2 separate regions of the Homo sapiens genome follow, and region 2 is linked to region 1. The links are chromatin loops, found by intact Hi-C in ENCODE. Cell type or tissue: Calu3. All regions are shown on one strand. Links, peaks and the distances in the headings refer to the core of each region. The heading gives the core; the rest is flanking DNA.

Evidence for each region. Peaks named below come from ENCODE experiments on the same cell type or tissue, not always from the same donor. Only the 100,000 strongest peaks of a DNase experiment are listed, where the experiment ranks them.
Region 2: it touches region 1 in a loop (2.0-fold over the local background); 1 of 110 quality-filtered maps calls a loop at or near these places.

The regions. Positions count from the first base shown.
Region 1 is chr17:39,735,542-39,740,749 of GRCh38, reverse strand. It overlaps GRB7 (growth factor receptor bound protein 7), which reads right to left and starts at 2,812. Exons shown (of 15, transcript NM_005310.5): 1 at 2,617-2,812. RefSeq lists an enhancer at 1-552. In Calu3, for the core only: no CTCF peak of the experiment used is centred there; DNase peaks (open chromatin) are centred at 1,129, 1,379, 2,499, 2,859 and 6 weaker places.
Region 2 is chr17:39,887,273-39,892,756 of GRCh38, reverse strand. No RefSeq gene overlaps it. Among named protein-coding and RNA genes, the nearest start is that of ZPBP2, 22 kb to the right of the region's middle. In Calu3, for the core only: no CTCF peak of the experiment used is centred there; DNase peaks (open chromatin) are centred at 1,726, 2,056, 2,726, 3,256 and 6 weaker places.

The DNA of each region.
Region 1 (5,208 bases), core at 1-5,000:
AAAAACAGCCCTGCCTCCACCCTTCCCCCAACTCCCCAACCCACTGCTAGCCAGAGCGGAATGGGGGAGGCACGGGGCTGGGAACAGGATGGGGGAGGAGGATGTGGGCCTGAGGCTCCTGACATCACCTCCTCCTCCCCACCCTCGGCCTAGCTCCAGGCCAGGTGGGACCTACGATCTGCTCTCACCCCCAGTCCCAAACCACCTCCTCGCCAGGGAGTCCCTCGCCTGGGAAGGAGAGAGGCAATGCCCGGCCTGGATTCAGAGGCCCATTTGGAGAGAAGCCAGCATCCCGGCGGTGCCCCTCCCCACCCAAAGCATCGCTCAGAGCCCCTGCCCTGTGTGGATGAAGTTCCTCCTGACACATTCTCCTGGGTGTCCCGGCCAGAGGGGTACCACAGGAGCAGGAGTGGAAAGGGAAAACACTCAAGAAGACAGACAGGATGAAAGGCCAGGGAGGGGGCTCAGGGTCCTGCCAGGAGGGGCACGACACACCCATCACCCGCTAGCAAGAGACACCAGCACCTCAATACCAGAACACAATCCCCCACTCCCACCCCAGTCTAACCTCCAAACAGCCCCGGTCTCCAAACAGCCCCAGTGACTTCATTCCAGGCTGCAGGGGGCCACGCCTGCCTCGAAATCACAGACCAACAGTGGGGTGGGGAGAGGAGCAGAGAATTCGGGAGGGCAGTGCTTGGAAGGGGTTAGAAGTAGATTCAAATCACATTAGAGCCTGGCCTCAGAGATCAGAGAGGGCCAGTCCAAGGCTGGGGTTTGCCTTCAGAGCCCCCCAGCCGTGCCCTTAAGCTTCTAAGGCTGGAGGCGGGTGGAATCGTCAAGACCAATGGGGTGAGCAGGGAGGAGGAAGGGGTCCTGGCTGTGGGCCTGGCAGCTTAGAGATCTGGAGTTTTCAAACTGAGGCCCCGGTAAAGCTTCGGTTGGAAACACCGACCCCCAAAATCAGTTTGTCCCCTCAACGAGGTAACTCCGTCCGTGGCTTCCCAGCTGCCTCCTCCCCCAGTGGTTCCAGCCCCACCCGCGTTCCCGTCCTCCCAACCTCCTTGTTTACTTCCTGAATCACGCCCCACCTGGCTGGCCCTAAGGGCAGGTGGCGGGGCCCGGTGTTCAGGGCCAACAGAAAACAACTCTGCTTCCCAGAGCAGGGGGAAGGGCTTGCGGGACTGAGGCCTGGGCCAGGGGCCTGGATGTGGCGGGAGAGCCCCCGTCCGCCCAGTACTCCACGCCCCGCCCCCACGGGAGAGGCTTATAATTTTTTAGGGTGCAGGGCCCAGGTGAGAAGGTGAGAAACCCCTGGATGACTCCTAGTATAAGGGAGGACCCAGGACTCTGAGGCCCCGCCCACTCTCACTCAGGAAAAATACCCAATGGGAGAAGGCGGGGCAGCTCTTTTAAAGTTTAATTCGGGAAGAATGCTGGAGTGTCTCTGCAGTTAATCATTACAGGCTGCCCGCCTCCATGAGGTCCCCCCACCAAGCATACAGTAGGATATCAGGAGAGGGGAGAGCAGAGTCCAAGACCGGCGGACCAAAAGAGGGCATTCCTGGGGGGCGGTGCGGCTAGTTGGGGGGCGGGGTGGGGGGCGTTCCACCTTGCCGGCAGATGCATTCATTCTCTGTCCTCAATCTGCCAGGGAGACCCAGACCGGGAACCTGGGTCTCTCCCTAGCCTCATCAAGCAGAAGAAACCATCTGCTATCCCCCACCCCACTCTCCCCAGGCCCCACCGCACTGCAGAGCCCCTCATACACCCCTCCAGCCTTCCTGCCCATTTCATGCTGAAGCCAGGAGGGACCCCGTCTCACCCGGCCTCCACTTTCCCATCGGAGGGCCGGAGGCGGTGTTGCTGAGAAGGGCATACAATCTGGAGAGATGAAGCCTCGACAATTTAGAGGATCCCTCTCCTTCACTGCCCTCCAAAGTGGAGGGGGCCCTCCCCACATCTCCCCGCAGCCCGCAGAGACGTCTGTCTTAGAGACTTGGGGAAACCCAAACTGGGGTAAACTGGGCGAGCCAGAGAGTGAGGGCGGCTCTCCCCGGGTGTGCGGGGAGGGGCTAGTTTCAGCGGGAAAGCCAAGTCGGAGGAGAGAATCAGGTCTTCCTTCCCATTCTCAGCTGCTGCCTGCAGGGAGGTGTACAGGGAGGGAACAAGGAGCGCTGGAAACCAGGATGGGGACGAAAAGAGGGCGGGTGGGGAGGAGGGGGCAGGGTGGGAAATGGACAGAAAAGAGAAAAGTGGGAGGCCAAGCAACCCATCAGGAGACCCAGCCTTTCCCTACCGGCCTCCAGACCGGCCGTGCCTGCCCCCAAAGGATAAATGCCCGCTTGGGTTCTTACCTGAACCCCGAGCGTCAGGACACCCGGCTGGGACCACGTCTTCAGGGAGGGAGACGCCAGGCCCTTAACTACCTGTCCCCCTCCAGCCCCCGCCCCTGGCCTGACATCACCGAGCGGGGGAGGGGGAGAGCCAGGTGGCTCCAATCCTCCCACCTGGGCCGCCGGCCAGTTCAGCCGGAGACTGGCACAGCCTGGGGCCCTGGTGCGGCTGGGGGTTGCCTGGCAGGCTGTCGTCTGAGACCGATCTCGGTCCCCTTACCTGGAGGAGCCCCAGCAGGAGTAGCAGGACACCCGTTCCGAAGTCTGGCTCCGTCTAGGAACCCCCAGATTCCTGGATTTTATTTCAGATCCACTCCCGCTTCTCTACAGGTGGTAGGAGGGTGTCCCGACTTCGGACAGAGAAGTCAGAGGCGGGGGGGAGCCCTGTGTGTCCAGATTCCAGGCCCAAGGAAACTAAAATTATCTTGGGCAGATGGGGGCGGGTCCAGGGGAGGCGCCTGGGAGGAGGAAACCTGGGAGGAGGGCGGAGACTCCCTGACTACGCCAACTGGGATTGTTTTTGCCCTTCCTAGCCTGGCAGCAGGTGCCAAGGGAGGATGCAGGTGCCTGGGGAGAGGCGGGGAAGACAGCCGAACAGACAGTACCACGAGCGAAGATCAAGAGTCCCGACCACCTGGGAGGGAGGGGGGAGGGCCTGGGGGCTGCAAGGTAAGGGGAACCACCCCATCCACTCTTTTCCAACACCCTCCCCGAACCTGGTCTGTTCATTGGCCAAGCCTGGGGGCCTGTCTGCAGCTCTGGATCCCACCCCATGGGGCAAAGAGCACCCTGCCGAGAGGGACGCCAGCCAGGGTGGTGTCCAGCAACATGGCCTGCCCCTCGATCTGCAGTCACCCTTACCGTGGTGGCTGCGCCCTGGCCCCTCAGAGGTACCCAGGGTAAGCCCTCCCTCCCCCGCCCCCCACCTTCTGAGCAAAGTCCAGAGTCTTGGCTTCTCCTTTAAAATCGAGGGGGTTAGGCAGGGTGGCACAGTGGGAGGAGCCATGGTGACCTGGAGAAAGCTCTGGCCTGGGCCCCTGGGGATTCCTCTTAGAGGGATCACTTTATTTTATTTTTTTTTGAGCCAGAGTCCCGCTCTGTCACCCAGGCTGGAGTGTAGTGGTGCCATCTTGGCGCACTGCAAACTCTGCCTCCCAGGTTCAAGCAATTCTCCTACCTCAGCCTCCGGAGTAGCTGGGATTACAGGCGCCTGCCACCACACCCAGCTAATTTTTGTATTTTTAGTAAAGATGGGGTTTCTCCATGTTAACCAAGTTGGTCTTGAACTCCTGACCTCAGGTGATCTGCCCACCTCGGCCTCCCAAAGTGTTAGGATTACAGGCATAAGCCACCACGCCCGGCCTGAGGGAACACTTTAGTTCTCTCAGGGATCACTTTAGCTGTCTCATTCAGTGCTGGGCAAACACAGGGTACTTGGGAGAGGGGTTAGGAGGTGGAGATCAAAGGCTGCGGCCACCACCCAGCTTGATGTGGGTGACAGGAAAACAAACAATCCTTAGGGTGATAAGAGGTCCACCCTGGAAGGGGCACGAATGAGTGGCTCCTGCCTCAATTTTCTCCAGAGTTTTCCTAGGAAAACCGGTATGAGTGGGCCCAGCAAAGAAGTGGGGGAGGAGGCAAGGTCTCTTTGGTGATGGAGCAGCTTGTGCAAAGGCAGAGTAGACAATTCACTCATTCATTTATTCAACTATCTGTTTAGTACCTACCATATGCCAGCCCCATGTTTTGTGCTGGGGATACAGGCGTAAACAACAAAAACAGACCCCGCCCATCCTCACACAGCCAATCAGGAAGATTGATGTTAACCAAAGAATCACACAAATAAGAAATGACAGGAGACAACTATGCTGGGAAAATGACTCACATAGGGAGTCAGGAAAGACTTCTCAGTGGAGGTGACAGCTGAGCAGAGGAGAAGCTGGCTGACATGGGAAGGGGGTTGGAATCGGTGGATGGGAATTGGGGAAGGAGGCCACTTTCCCCAGTGAGGAAATCAATGCCAGAGCTCTGGGCAGGAGGAGATGCAGCATGCGGAGACAGAGAGTGGGGTTGGAGGAGAAGGGAGGAAGCAGAGGCCACGTGGGTGAACCTGGACAGGTGTGGAAGGTGTGGAGAGAGGAAGCTGTGCTTCTGCAAATGTGGCCTCTAGACCTCCCTAACCTTGTGTGGAAAATAGATTCTTGGGCTCCTCTCCAGCAACTGAATCTCAGTCTCTAGGGCTAAGACCCAGGAAGGTGTGGTATTGACAAGCCCTCAGGTGGCTGTTCTGCAAACCAGGTTTGAGAGCCATCCATCCTGTTTGTCCAGATGGGCAGGAGTAGCGGTCAAAGACCAGACCCTGCAAGTTGTATTTAGACTTAAGTAGAAGCACAGAGGAGAGGGCACATTTACATTTTGGAAAGATCATCCTGGATATTGAAGGATGGGATGGAAACAAAGCCACAGTCAGAGGGCGGAGTGCTGTAGGAATCAACTTATATGGCTTTCTGGAGCGGGTGGAACTGTGTGAACAAAAACCAGGTCTGGGGTTGGGGAGGAGGGAGAGGGGTCCACAGTAGGGGGCACAGGGACTTGTGAGAGGTGATGGGACCATACTGTATCTTGGTTTTGGGGTTGGATGCACAAATGTGTGTGTTTCTTAGGACTCATAGAAAGGCACACTCAAGGCTGGGTGCGTGGTTCACCCCTGTAATTCCAGGACTTTGGGAGGCTGAGGCAGGTGGATCACGAGGTCAGGAGTTCAAGACCAGCCTGACCAACATGGCAAAACCCCGTCTCTACTAAAAATACA
Region 2 (5,484 bases), core at 251-5,250, 150 kb before region 1:
CTTTGTTCCCAAGAGGGGGATGCTTCCACAAGGAGACACCACAATGGTTCTTCCCTGGTTTGGAAGATGAGACTGTCACCTGGACATTTTGGGCTCCATATGTTGTTGAACTAAGCAGGGAAAAAAGGGGATGAGGTGAGAAAGGAGAGTTAATCTGGCTGGAGAGAATGATCCTGATGACCAATGGGAAACTGAGTTGCTACACAAGGGTAGAAAGGAGGACTATGTCTGGAACCCAGATTCTCTGAGGTACCTCTAGTTCTTCCATCTTCAATAGTAAAGGTTGATGGAAAACTACGTAGCAACCAAAAAACAGGTGTGGGGAGGAGAAGGGGTAAGAACAATAAAGATTCAGACACTTTGGCAATAAAATTTCAGTCATTCCACCACATAAAGAACCCACAGCAACTGAAGTTCTGACTGAGGGCAAGAATAACACGGAATTGGCTTCCCGCAGAAGGAAGCCATAGGTATAAACTACAACCTTAATGACCAATCACAGAAACAAAGTAGCTTTGCATATTTTCTCTTTGCTTCTTGTATTCACACCTTTATTTATTTATTTATTTATTTTGAGACAAAGTCTTGCTCTGTCGCCCAGGCTGGAGCACAGTGGCACAATCTCAGCACACTGCAACCTCTGCCTCCTGGGCTCAAGCGATTCTTCTGCCTCAGCCTCCTGAGTAGCTGGGATTACAGGTGTGTGCCACCACACCTGGCTAATTTTTGTATTATTAGTAGAGACGGGATTTCACCATGTTGGCCAGGCTGGTCTCTAACTCCTGACCTCAGGTGATCCACCCGCCTTAGCCTCCTGAAGTGCTGGGATTACAGGTGTGAGCCACTGTGCCCAGCCAATACCTTTATTTTAATATGCTATCCTTCTTCTCTCTCCTTTCCAGTTTTTAATATACAGATTGTTGGTAGATAATTTTACAGTTTAGTCTTTAGGTAAGAATATTCAGTGGAACTGTGACTGAATTTGAGAAGTATTTAAAATAGCAATAGAAACAATGACTGTTGGGACTACATATCTTTACATTTTGGGGAAACAGCAAGTACTTTTAAGATGGATAGATGTATCTTCTTAGAATATAAAATTGTGGCCAGGTGAGGTGGCTCACGCCTGTAATCCCAGCACTTTCAGAGGCTGAGGCGGGAGGATCACTTGAGCCCAGGAGTTTGAGATCAGCCTGAGTTCTAGAGAGAGAACTTGTCTCCACAAAAAAATTTTAAAAATTAACTGGGTGTGGTGGCACGTGCCTGTAGTCCCAGATACTTGTGAGGCTGAGGCAGGAGGATCGCTTGAGCCCAGGAGTTCAAAGCCTGCAGTAAGCTATGATTGTGCCACCGCACTTTAGCGGGAGCAACAGAGACCTTGTCTCAAAAAATAAAAATTGTTTTGTCCATGAACAAGAGTTCAAATGTGTATAGAAAGGTGCATGTGGACGTCAAATAGCCAAAAGGTTAGACTGTGACAGTTAGCAACTTATTGTCTCTCAGCTCCAAATTCATCCTTTTTGCCTGCTCTATGAAAATGAATCTGGGCTCTGATAATATTTTTCCTTTGCCAGCTGGCACAACAATGAACTGTCAGAAAGGGGTGCTGGAGAGACACTGTAGGTTCTGAGTTCTTGCTTTGGCAGGCTCTGGTAGCATGTTCAACTTCTCCATTGTCCATACCCTGCAGTGCCTGGTGGCTAGCAGCACCACTGACAACTCCTCCTCCTTCTGTGGATTTATTTATTTATTTAGAGATGATGTGTCACTGTTGCCCTGGAGTGCAGAGGCACAATCTGGCTCACTGCCATCTCTGTCTCCTGGGTTCAAGCGATTCTCCTGCCTCAGCCTCCCAAGTAGCTGGGATTACAGGCACCCACCACCACACCCAGCTAATTTTTGTATTTTTAGTAGAGACAGGGTTTCACTATGTTGGCCAGGCTGGTCTCGAACTCCTGACCTCAAGTGATCTGCCCACTTTGGCCTCCCAAAGTGCTAGGATTACAGGCATGAGCCACCACGCCTGGCCTCCTTCTGTGGTTTTATAGCAGAGTGTCTCTAGTGAGAAACTTCCCTATGTACAGCTTTTCCTGGCACCGCAGAGGGTGGGTCTCTGACAAGTTCTAGAGAGTGTATTTTTAGCACGACAATGACTTTTCTTCCATCTGGTGACCCATGGTTATGCTCATTTTAACAAGCTGGACCTCAGCCCTAGGGGATGGTGGATTTTCTTAGACACTCTCAGTCCTAGTGGTATTGCCTTAAAAATATATGTATATCTGTTATTCCTCTATTCTTTAGAGTTCTCCTTACATCTTACTAGGCAATTCCTTATTATTCCAATCCCTTGTTACATTTAATAATTCCTCATATTAAACTTCCTCTAATCAAATTACTGTGTATTTTCTGTCTCGAGATTGGACCCTGACTGATGCACATACAGTTAATAGATGGAAAATAATACATATTGCCATATTAATGTAGTGGAATAGAGGAGGAATGGAATCAAATCTTCATGTGTTAACAGAATTTTTTAAAATATGGGTAAAGAAAGTTGCAAAGCATACGCATTACACCTTTGATGTAAAAATTAAATGATTACAAAACTTAAGGCCGGGCGTGGTGGCTCATGTCTATAATCCCCAGCACTTTGAGAGGCCGAGGTGGCAGATCACCTGAGGTCAGGAGTTCGAGACCAGCCTGGGCAATACAAAAATTGGCTGGGCATGGTGGTGCGCCCCCTGTAATCCCAGCTACTCAGGAGGCTGAGGCAGGAGAATCGCTTGAACTTGGGAGGCGGAGGCTGCAGTGAACTGAAATCATACCACTGCACTCCAACCTGGGCAACAAGAGCAAAACTCAGTCTCAGAAAAAACAAAAACAAAAACAAAGACAACCCCCACCCAACAACAACAAAAAACTTACATGGGAGGGATACCTACCAATTTCAGAGTGGTGATTAATTCTTGGGGGGGATAAGAGAATAGTGGTAGAAGAAAAGTATAAAGAGGCTTTAAATGAACCTGTAATGTTTTGTTTTTAAAGATGTGAAGTAAACAAAAAACTGTAAGAATATAATGAAAATGAAAGGCAAGAGTCCATAATCTGCAACTGAAACAATTTGGCAGAAAAAGGTCAGCCTAGATTACATTTGGACATCTTCTCTTCTGGATATTCTGAGCAGGTTAATACACAGGTAACCTAAGAACACATATCTTGGTAAGAATTTCAGGATAGTCTGCTTTGCAGCTGATAAGAAAGCCTAAGGTAAGATAAAAATGTCCGGTGACAACACACAGGCTCTTACAAGAGATTTTATTAATCATTGATTAGAAAGGTACATAAACTGTTAGCCTTTTATTCCCCAATAATACCTCTGATAGGCTAGCTAATATGTCCATAGAGGCTAAATGTTTGTGCTCTTGAAAGTTTGTAATCAGTGATTTTCTTATACTTCAATAAACTAATGCTTTCACATACGACCAGAAAATTTTACTAAATCTGAACTAAGTAGATCCATTAGTTTTTCTAACTGCTTCAGACAGAAACATTTACAATACATGAAGATATGGCACCTGCAGTTCAAAGCATTAAGCTATTAACACCACATACATGCCAAAATGGTTGTTGAAACAAGCAAATGAAAACCAAATGTTCATTAGTTTATTAATAATACACTAGTGTTGGAAAATACTCTTGCAGAAGTACAAAATACAAAATTCTCAATACTGACTCTTTTGGTAGGTACAATCCTGTGAAATGTGACTTCTAAGTACTACAAATGTACACATACAGAATCAAGATGAAAAAGAGGGAGGCCAGGTGCGGTGGCTCATGCCTGTAATCCCAGCAATTTGGGAGGCCAACGTGGGTGGATTGCCTGAGCTCAGGAGTTTGAGACCAGCCTGGGCAACACGGTGAAACCCCAACTCTACTAAAATACAAAAAATTAGCCAGGCATGGCGGCGTGCGCCTGTAATCCCAGCTACTCGGGAGGCTGAGACAGGAGAATCGCTTGAACCCGGGAGGTGGAGGTTGCAGTGAGCCGAGATTGTGCCACTGCACTTCAGCCTGGGCAACAGAGGGAGACTCCATCTCAAAAAAAAAAAAAAAAAAGGGAAAGGGTGGGATTTTTTTCAGCAGCAAATTGTAGGAATGCTGTTACAACTTCTGTTTCCATTGAATAAGTCAGAAGATATAATAACTTTGTTGCCATTTTAGGGCTTTGTGTCTCTGCTAATGAGATAAAGAATATTACATTCATTTAATTTTGTTGTTAATGGGTTAACATTTGCAAAATATTAATTCAACACAAGCTTTTAATTCTACTGTGTTATAATATTTAAATAGTTTACTATGGATCGGGGTTAGGGGATGGAAAAAGTGTGAATCAATGTATCAAGGGGCAAATATTATCTCTCTCTCTCTCTCTTTTTTGAGACAGAGTTTCATTTTGTCACCCAGGCTGGAGTGCAGCGGTGCGAGGATGTCAGTTCACTGCAACCTCAGCCTCCCAGGTTCAAGCAATTCTCATGACTTAGCCTCCCAAGTAGCTGGGATTACAGGTGTGTGCCACCACATCTAGCTAATTTTTTTTTTTTTTTTTTTTTTTTTTTAGTAGAGATGGGGCTTCGCCATGTTGGCCAGGCTAGTCTCAAACTCCTGGCCTCATGTGATCCGCCCACCTTGGCCTCCCAAAGTGCTAAGATTACAAGCGTGAGGCACCATGTCTGGCTTTTTTTTTTTTTTTTTTGAGACAGGGTCTCACTCTGTCGCCCAGGCTGGAGTGCAGTGGTGTGATCTTGGCTTGGCTCATCGCAACCTCTGCCTCCTGGGCTCAAGCGATCCTCCTACCTTAGCCTCCCAAGTAGCTGGGACTACAGGTGTGTGCTATCACACCCAGCTAATTTTTGAATTTTTTTGTAGAGACAGGGTTTCATCATGTTGCCCAGGCTGGTTCTGAACTCCTGGGTTCAAACAATCTGCCTGCCTCAGCCTCCAAAAGTGCTGGGAGTACAAGCATGAGCCACCATGCCTGGCTGCAAATATTCTCAAGATTCAAAATAAGTAGCAAGTAGGATATAACCACAAGTTTACCTCTGAATGCAGATTCAATTTAATCAGTTCAATTACTTATTACAGCTATAATGCATAGAAATGTGGGGGGCATTCAAAGGTTAGTATGAGGAAGTTCCTGCTCACAGGAGTTTATTCTAGTAGGGGATGGTGGGGAAAGGATACAGAAGATAGAAAAGACATTAAACCTAGATTCAGTGCTGGAAGAGATATTATGGATTTAATATAATCCTTTCATTTTACAAATAATGAAAGAGGCTTAAAAATGTTAAATGACCAGTCTGGGCAACATAGTGAGGCCTCATCTCTACAAAAAAAATTTTTTTAATCAGCCAGGTGTAGTGGCACATGCCTATAGTCCCAGCTACTCCAGAAGCTGAGGCAGGTGGATTGCTTGAGCCCAGGAGG